2 separate regions of the Homo sapiens genome follow, and region 1 is linked to region 2. The links are chromatin loops, found by intact Hi-C in ENCODE. Cell type or tissue: IMR-90. All regions are shown on one strand. Each heading gives the region's core, and the rest is flanking DNA. Links, peaks and the distances in the headings are about the cores only.

Region 1 (4,389 bases), core at 197-4,196, 77 kb after region 2:
CCTTTATGAGAGAAGGCAACAATAACACATTCTTATTGCATACCCAAGTTTTCTTCCAAGCATGAAGAATTGAACTTGGCATTTCACAGTTTTATGGAAGTCAACATAAAAGGGTTTTTGAGTTCTCACTACTTTAAGAGTCACAATTCTCAGCCGGGTGTGATGGCTCATGCTTGTAATCCCAGCACCTTGGGAGGCCAAGGTGGGCGGATCACAAGGTCAGGGGTTCAAGACCAGCCTTGCCGACACAGTAAAACCCATCTCTACTAAAAATACAAAAATTAGCTGGGCATGGTGGCAGGCGCCTGTAATCCCAGCTACTTGGGAGGCTGAGGCAAAAGAACTGCTTGAACCCGGGAGGCAGAGGTTGCAGCAAGCCGAGATCATACCACTGCACTCCAGCCTGGCAACAGAGCTAGACTCCGTCTCAAAAAAAAAAAAAAAAAAAGCACAGTTTTCTATTTCTTAGTTTGTTCATAAGTAAAATCAGGGAGTTGAAAGAGTTCCCTTTAGCTCAGCAAACACTTACTAAGCACCATATATGTACACCAGGGGCTGTGGTAATGCCAGGATTCAAAGATGAAACGAACAGTGCCTGACCTTGAGAAGTCTGTAAAATGTAGTAGACTACAGTAGTAGTAGCAGTAGTAGTAGTAGCAGCAATAAAATATATATAAACAGACAACTTCTAATATAATCTGATATAGATGAGGGTTCTAAGGAAACACAGAAAGAGAGCCTGTCCTAGGCAGAATAACGTCCCCAAAGATGTCCTCGTCCTAATCCCTGGAACCTGCAATCTTACATGGCAAAGGGGAATTAAGGTTGCAGATGGAATTAAAGTTGTTAATCCACTGACTATAAAACAGATGTTCCTGGTATTATCTGGGTGAGCCTAAAGCAATCTCCTTAAAAGTGGAAGAAGAAGGCAGAAGAGACAGGGATGTGCTGACAGAAGTACACTCCAGACATGGTAGGCCACTGACTTTGGAAACAGGAGGGGGCCATGAGCCAAGGAACGCAGGCAACCTCTAGACACTGGAAAAGGCAAGGAAACAGATTCTCCCTGAGAGCCTCCAGAGGACCTCAGCACTGCCAGCCCTTTGATTTTAGCCTAGTGATACCCAGGTCAGACTTCTAAACTAGAGAAGTATAAGATAATGCATTTGTATTGTTTTAAGCCAGAAAGTGCATAGCAATTTGTTGTGGCAGCAGCAGAAAATGAACACAGAGCCTTTCTGTTGGAAAATGCAATTATTTATATGTCAAAAGAGAAAACGCAATTATTTATATGTCAAAAGAGAATACTCATTCCATCAGCCACACCCAACAAGGAGAGGAAGCTCATTAAACCTAAAGCTGGGTGCAAAAATGCAAATGTTGAGTGGTATATAGCCATCATGTGACACTAAGTTTCCAGCCTGCTCCCAGAACATCTTTCATAGACTCACCAGTCAACAGAGCTGTGATGTGGAAGACAAACTACTTGCCAATACAAGGCCATTAACTATTCATACAGAAACTGCAGTGCCACCTAGTACTTCTGTGCCACATATATAAGTGTTCATCTGGGCCTTCTGAGATGTCTGCTCTCAGACAATCTATTTTGTTTCAGCCTTTGTCAGCCAACACTCTACAAATATAGCCTACCTATATACTCTACAAATACACTCTCCAAATACAAATGGAGCACAACATTTAAATGTGATACCAGGAAAGGCTGCAGAAGACAGCCCACCCCTGGCCTGGGGCCAGAGCATCTCCTTCTCTAGAATTGCTCTCCAGGAGTCAAATATAGCCCCACAGTTACCTGTCAGGCCACATTCTGAAATGCTAAAGGAACATGAAAACACACAAAGGGGCTGCTTCCTCCTGGACACTGGCCCAGCATTTGTTCACTTACTTGAGATGACTCAACTAAGTCATCTCAAGTAAGTGAACGTGCACAAAGGCAGAAGAACTAAGGCCAGAGGGGAAGGGCCATACCTAATTTGGCTATTTTCAGGAAAGCTGTGCTTCAGTATGGAATCCTACAGCTGTGTTCAGAATCCACCAAAGATCTGTGACTTTAAATATTCTTACGTGGATCTTGGCAGTGAGTTCACTCAGGAAGAAGATGCTTAATTCTACATGCTATACATTAACTACTAAATGTATTTACACAAAACCCAAACATTTATCTTGCTTTATAAAATACACTTAGAAAACTCCACACAGTAAGTTTTTAAATAATAAGCAAACTGTATGTGCATGAGCACTTTTCAGAACACATGCACACCTGCACTCCCCTCCTCCCTTTTGTGGATTCCTTTCCTTTCTTTACCCACCTCTTCTTGGCATTATCCCCTGGCATCCTCCCTTGTTTATCTGATCAATCGACAGTTTGGAAGCCATTCTTCCCACCATCCTTCTCCCACATCTGCCCCACATACAACATGGAGCAGGCAGTCTCATGGCGGCCCAGAGCTCACTACTGTCCAGCTGTAGAGCAGCCTCCTCTGCATTTCTATCCAGAAGGGGCAGAACCCTGAAGCCTCAGAACCACCATCATCACCAGGCATTCTTATGGGAGCTCCCGCAACCCCTCAGCAAGCTACATGGGGAAGGAACTCAGCATCCTGAGGAGGAAAAGGACTATCTCACTGGCAGTAACTTTTTTAAAGCAATCAATCATAAGTTTTGGTGTTTTCCTTTGTTCATAAGTTAATCAAAGAGGAATGGGAGATTTTTTCCTGTGTATTTTTTAAGTCAGTCTCATTTCTCTCCCATAAAAGTTCAGAATAGATTCACCTCTAGAATAAAAGGACAGTGGAATTCCTCTCAGTAGTGTAGTATGTTGGCAGCTCAGGGGGAGCATAAAATGGTACTAGCTATGTTTTGGCCCAACAGCAGGAAATCACTGAAGGCCTGCTGGTGTTCACTGAAGAATGTGAACGTGCACAAAGGCAGCACTGCATTTGGGCCACTGCCAGCTTTTCACTCCCAACGCTTTCAGAGAATTGCACCATCCCCCACCCCTCCATAAAAACCAAACAACAAACAAAAAAACAGGTTTTACTAAAGACCTTCATTATTAAAAATCAATGAAGGAATCTTGACATATCTAAGAATGCATTTTCCACACATAATCAATCCTACAAAAGTAACAATATACTGTAAATGCCTCATTTGAAGATTAGTTCCCAGAAAACCTCCAAGTTTCCTTCAACTCGGTCAATATTGGAAGGCCGTACACTGCAAGATGAGCTCACACAAGTCACCACCATGTGGACTCCCGAGTCCATTTAAGTCATCAGTTTAGGGAAACCTGCATTCTCATATTGTAAAAGCCAATAATAAAGTATAGTATTTTTATAATGGAAACTGACATAATGGGATACTGCTTATATACAATAAACTTTAAAGCTCCAAACAACAAATACTCCCTTAGACTCAGTCACTACTAAAGAACAATCAAGTCTAACTTTGGATATCAGAGGCCCCTTCCTCACCTGCCATCTTCTAAGAACCAGGATGCATAGCTCTCTTAAGAGAGACCTGCAGGATGAGAAAAGCTGCCATGCTTTACCGGGAAATCCCTTTCCATTCTGGACCTGCCTTTTCTCTAGCACAAAGGTTAAAGGGAGCTAAGGACAAAAAAGGTTCCAGAGACTCTGACACGATACGAAGATTTAAAAAAGATAAATTCACAGAATGTAATGTATGACTTCTCAACAAGCCGGCCCCAAGTTAAGCATCCCCAGGTCAGTAGCTCTCTTCTATAGGAACGTGACACAAATTTTTGGCTAAATCTAGCAGAATTACATATCCAGAGGTCCAAAAGCGCACGCTATTCCTATCCCTCTGTTTCCCATTTCAATCAGATTGCTGGGGAAAAAAAAAACAGAAAGACAAAGGAGCAAGACACTTAAAACATGAGACGCATTAGGACAGATATGTAGTGACATTCAGAGCTCACACATGCTTATGGTAAATTCTGTTTTTGTGCTCAATGAAATCCCTAAGATGATGCTGACCTTTTCTCTTTCAAGAGGCTGAGCAAAAGGCTGGTATCACTCCTCAACAAAATAACTAAATATCTCATTCGTGGAAGAGGAGATCACAAAGTTCTCATTTATGGAAGGCACCCCAAGACTGGACGGTTCTGATGACGCACACTGCAAAGGGCAACTGGGTTTTAAAACGTTCTTATCTATTATTAGGAAGATTACAGTGAAACTCAATTTCACGTGTTTTAAAGAAATATCAGGTATTGGTAAGAATATGGGGCAACTGGAATATTCTCACCTTTGCTTCTGGGAGTATACAGTGGCATAACCACTTTGGAAAACTGTGGACAAAGCATTCCATGTGTTAATTAAAATTTGCAGGTACCAAATGATATTATGC
Region 2 (4,389 bases), core at 84-4,083:
TTAACAAAAGATGTGTAAAGACCTTATATAGATTATAAAAAGCCAAAATACATCTATAATGTATAGAAATACATTCTACTCACGTATATACTCATCTGTACATACAATTATTCACACCTAAACATACCCTGCCCTGTGTCAAGCCATGGGGTGCATGCTGAGCTGGGCACACAGCAGTAAACACAACAGGTATGGCCCCTGCTCACAGAATTATCAATCCTTTTGGAAAGTTTAAAGATTATCACTGTCTGGTCACAGTTCATTTTACAACCTACTTTCATTTTAAGATTTAAAATTCAATTAGCTGGGCATGCTGGTGCAGGCGTCTAGTCCCAACTACTAGGGAGGCTGGGGCAGGAGGATCGCTTGACCCCATGAGTTCAAGGCTGCAGTGGGCTGTGGCTGTGCCACCACATTCCAGCCTGGGTGACAGAGCGAGACCCTGTCTCTATTTAAAAAACACCACAAAACCAAACCTTAAAATTTAGTTGCGGCTTTGCCAGGAACCTTGCTTCACCCTAACACTGCTCCCTTTTGAGCACTCTACTGCTCACTGCCACATTCACCAGAGGCCAGGTAAGGAAAACCATAAAGAGGGTTACGGAAAGTCCAGGTGAGGGTGAGGGACAGCGGGAGCAACAGGATAAATGCTAGTGCCTGTTCCCTTCTGTGTGAGGCTTGATAGAAGCACAGGCACAGGCGGACACACCTGAGAACTCTCTCCAATTCACAACACTGGGACTGGCAAGCTCTCGCTAGCTGCCATACCTGATCATCACCCCTACAGAGCTGGCCTGCTCCTCCAGTCTGGCCTTGTTTCCCGTATCTCTTCACCGCACACTTTCTGCTCCAGCAACTTTGCCACCACACAATCTTCTTTCAGTTTTTCCCAGGCTTGACCAGGCCAGCCCCTCTGCCCTGAATATCCTCTCTAGGGGAAGCCACTGGCTCTCACCTCAAGTGTCAGGCAAACTCCTAAGCCCTGGAAGCCTTCCTGACCCTCCTAGGCTCACTTCCGTGCCTCTCTCCCACTCCCACCAAGCCTGGTACATGCCTGTGTACTTCTTATATCCCTATAACCACTGGTTTGAATGTGTGCCCCCCATACCCCCAAAATGTGTGCTGACTACAGAAATGAGCCGGTAAATTAGTTAAAATGTCTTCTATATGCCACTAAGGAATGGAACTGAATGGACTGCAGAGAGGTATTTCAGATCCAGTCCTCGCTCTCAAGGAGCTTCTTTCCACAGCAAACACAGACACACACACACACACACAGACACACACACACACACACACACTCTCTCTCTCTCTCTCTCTCTCTCTCTCTCTCTTCCCCCTACCCTGCTGATAATCCTGAAGCAAGGCAGAATGCAGTAAGGATCACACATACAGCAATGATAGGCAGTGCTCCAAGTCTAACTGGTGGAGAGATGACTGCACAGAGCAGGTGAGATTTCGACGGGCCTCACGCAGAGCTGGATTTTTATTTGGAGGACTGCTCAGAGGAGGTGCATCTCAGCTAGAAGGAAGAGGACAGGCCAAAGCACATAACGGACAGAGAAAAGCTTATTAGGGAACTGCCAGTAGACACGCAAGGCAAGACAGTTGAAGAAGAAAAGCTGTGGGTAAGGAAAGCATGCAAGGTGGATTCAGGCCACCTTGGAAAGCCCTGGGTGCCAGAACAAGAAGTTGTACTTTTCCTGAGGACAGAGGGACAAACCACTGATGACATCTCAACAGTTCAAATTTGACTGCTGGTGTTTATGTTTAGAAGGATATTCATTAAAAGAAAATGTGAAGGTGAAGTGACAAGTTTAAATTCAGAGAAAGGAGAAGAGAAAAATCATGTATCAGAGAAATATACGTGACGACCTCACTGGGTCCTAGGACGATCAGAGCAACAATGCTGGTTAAAACTATCGGTGCTCGGACCCCAGCACAAAGGCAGGGGCGGGGCGGGGAGGGGCCATCGGTCAGTGAAATCAGTACCACATTAGGACACGAACAGTACTCGCCCTACCATGCATAAAGTCCAAATGTTCAACAGTCATTAACAAATAAGCTGAATAATGAAAGGAACATAAAAGAATGATCAAATGAAATACCTCTTCTCAACAACTTAAGGAAAGAAAAGGAAAAACTGGCAAGGACCAACCATTAACTCAAATGCAAATGAACTCAAAGAAAGAATCTCCTAGCAACCAGCCTCTCCTGAGAGGCATGAATTAGCACTATCAATGGAACGGGAAAAATACCACTTGGATTGCTGATATTTTAATACCCAGCAAATGACTAGGTCTTTTAACTATGGGGCAATATTTATGAAATCTGCTGTTGCAGACAGCTGAAAAGCATATGAAATGACAACACCCTGAAAGCTAGAAAAAAGGCATTTGAGTCCACTATCATTACTCCATTAAACACTCAACAAATATTTATGGAGAATCAACTCGATGTAGGTGTTCCTTAAGAGAAACACGATGGTGAGGCCCTGTGGCCCCCAGGGTTAAAGGCTGGGGGTGGGGCATGAGGCAGACAAGTCAGAGGCTTTTGCCCCAGGTAAGTGCCTCCAGGAAGAATGGGTTAGTTACCCAGGCTAACAAGGGAGCAGGCGAAGGGCATAAGAAGCAAAGTACACCAAAGACACAAGGGTTAATTTAAAAAAAAAAAAAAGCATACTGGGCATTTGAGACGCACCATAAGAAGGGGGAAGCAGTGAGAAAAAATTGGTGAAGGAGTCTGGATTTTTATCCCCAGAGAACCAGGGAGTTACTGAAGGAGTGGAGTGACCAGACCAAATACACACTTTAAAAACACCATTATGACCGCACGCTGGTGAAAAAAATGAGCCCAAGGAGTAAAAGTTGTCAGTTGGGAGCTGTGGTCATCATCCACGTGGGAAAGGGGTTGGAAAAAGTAGATGGATTTGAAGATCTGGAGGAGACGGGATGCACCTGGTAAGTAATGAAAGCTGGAACATGAGGACAAGGAGGCAGATGAGAGTGACAAGCAGTGGTTGACAATGGGGCCATGCACTGGGCTAAGGCACAGAGGAGGGAGCTGGAAGACCCAGTTCGGCGGTGGATATGCTGCTGGGTTTAACCTATCTGTGGGATAACCACAGCCCATCAATCCAATTAAGCCCCATCCACTGACAGCTGTGCCAAATGCCTGACACCGCTCCTCTTTCCCATTTCCTAGAACCTTTTCCTCCAGGCTCAGTAAGATAAAGATAGCCTGTTACCATCTCCAGCTCTAGAGGCAGCAGCTTCCTGCACCTTCTCTGCCCACTGTTACTCTGAAGCTTTAATGCTGGCCAGGCAGGACCTTCCATAATGCAGCTTCTTTGCTGATGATCAGGAAGTAGGTCAATGTCATAAACTTACTTCCCAAATCCAGTTAACAAGTGGTTACTTTCAAGCAAATGATGGTGTAAATTTCAAGCTCTGGAAGTATTTATCATTTGCCTACATCCATAAATTACTGTCAGAGCCTTTGATTTCTTTGCCTCTTCCTTTCTCTCCAAGTTGAGGATGTGCTGCCAAATTTAATAATGAGTTTTAAAACAATTTCCATAAATCTTTTTTTAAAGTTCTGCCTGACAGTTGTTTCCTAAAGTGTTGGTATATGATGTCATTTGTTATCAAATTGTAATCTCTTAGCTTCATTGACTCTTTTTCCTTTTAAACTTGGTGCTTCCAGAGTTTCACTATTTATTACCTTCCACGAGCTTATGCTGCTTTAGAGTTCAGTCACCAAAACATCCTTGACTCTTCCTTCTGTCAGATTCAGTAACTTATATACATATATGCATATACTCTGGATCACCTGAGTTAGCATATTCTACGTCCATTGTTACTGAGGTAACAGATGCTTTCTGAACGTTAACTCTGTGGGTAACCAAGAACACAGGAAGAAACTAATGTTTAGTAAGCATCTACCATGTGCCAGACATGTTTATTTAATCCTCACAGACACTCTCTAAAACAGACATTACTAATCCTATTTTTTAGATGAATAAGGAGAACCAGATAAGGTAAATCATACAAAGTCAGACTCCTAGCACATAGCACAACTATGGTTCCACATCTAGCACATCTGAATGCAGAACCCTAGCTTGAATCCCTCTAGTGAAAGAAGTCACTTCCTTAGAAGCCATGAAGATCAGGAACCTCCATCTGCCAAAAGGCAGTGTCAAGGAGACACACCTTCACTTTCAGTGTACAGAACCTCCATTTACCAGCAGTTTATACTTTCCAAAAGTGCCGCTGCAACCATTTCCCCAAATATCTCTAACTAAGGCCTAACGTAGCTGATACACAATACAATGCTGGGAATGCCAAGATCCCATTGTCCTCTGCTCTGCCTTCCTCACAGCACAGCAGT

Evidence for each region. Hi-C counts contacts between places; a loop is a spot of excess contacts. Peaks named below come from ENCODE experiments on the same cell type or tissue, not always from the same donor. Only the 100,000 strongest peaks of a DNase experiment are listed, where the experiment ranks them.
Region 1: it touches region 2 in a loop (4-fold over the local background); 7 of 110 quality-filtered maps call a loop at or near these places.

What each region holds. Positions count from the first base shown.
Region 1 is chr10:35,385,499-35,389,887 of GRCh38, reverse strand. The region is part of intron 1 of CCNY (cyclin Y); the gene reads right to left. Among named protein-coding and RNA genes, the nearest start is that of CCNY, 51 kb to the right of the region's middle. In IMR-90, for the core only: no CTCF peak of the experiment used is centred there; a DNase peak (open chromatin) is centred at 1,947; H3K27ac peaks cover 435 bases.
Region 2 is chr10:35,462,851-35,467,239 of GRCh38, reverse strand. The region is part of intron 1 of CCNY (cyclin Y); the gene reads right to left. Among named protein-coding and RNA genes, the nearest start is that of CCNY, 130 kb to the right of the region's middle. RefSeq lists enhancers at 3,058-3,558, 3,983-4,389. In IMR-90, for the core only: no CTCF peak of the experiment used is centred there; a DNase peak (open chromatin) is centred at 2,259; H3K27ac peaks cover 357 bases.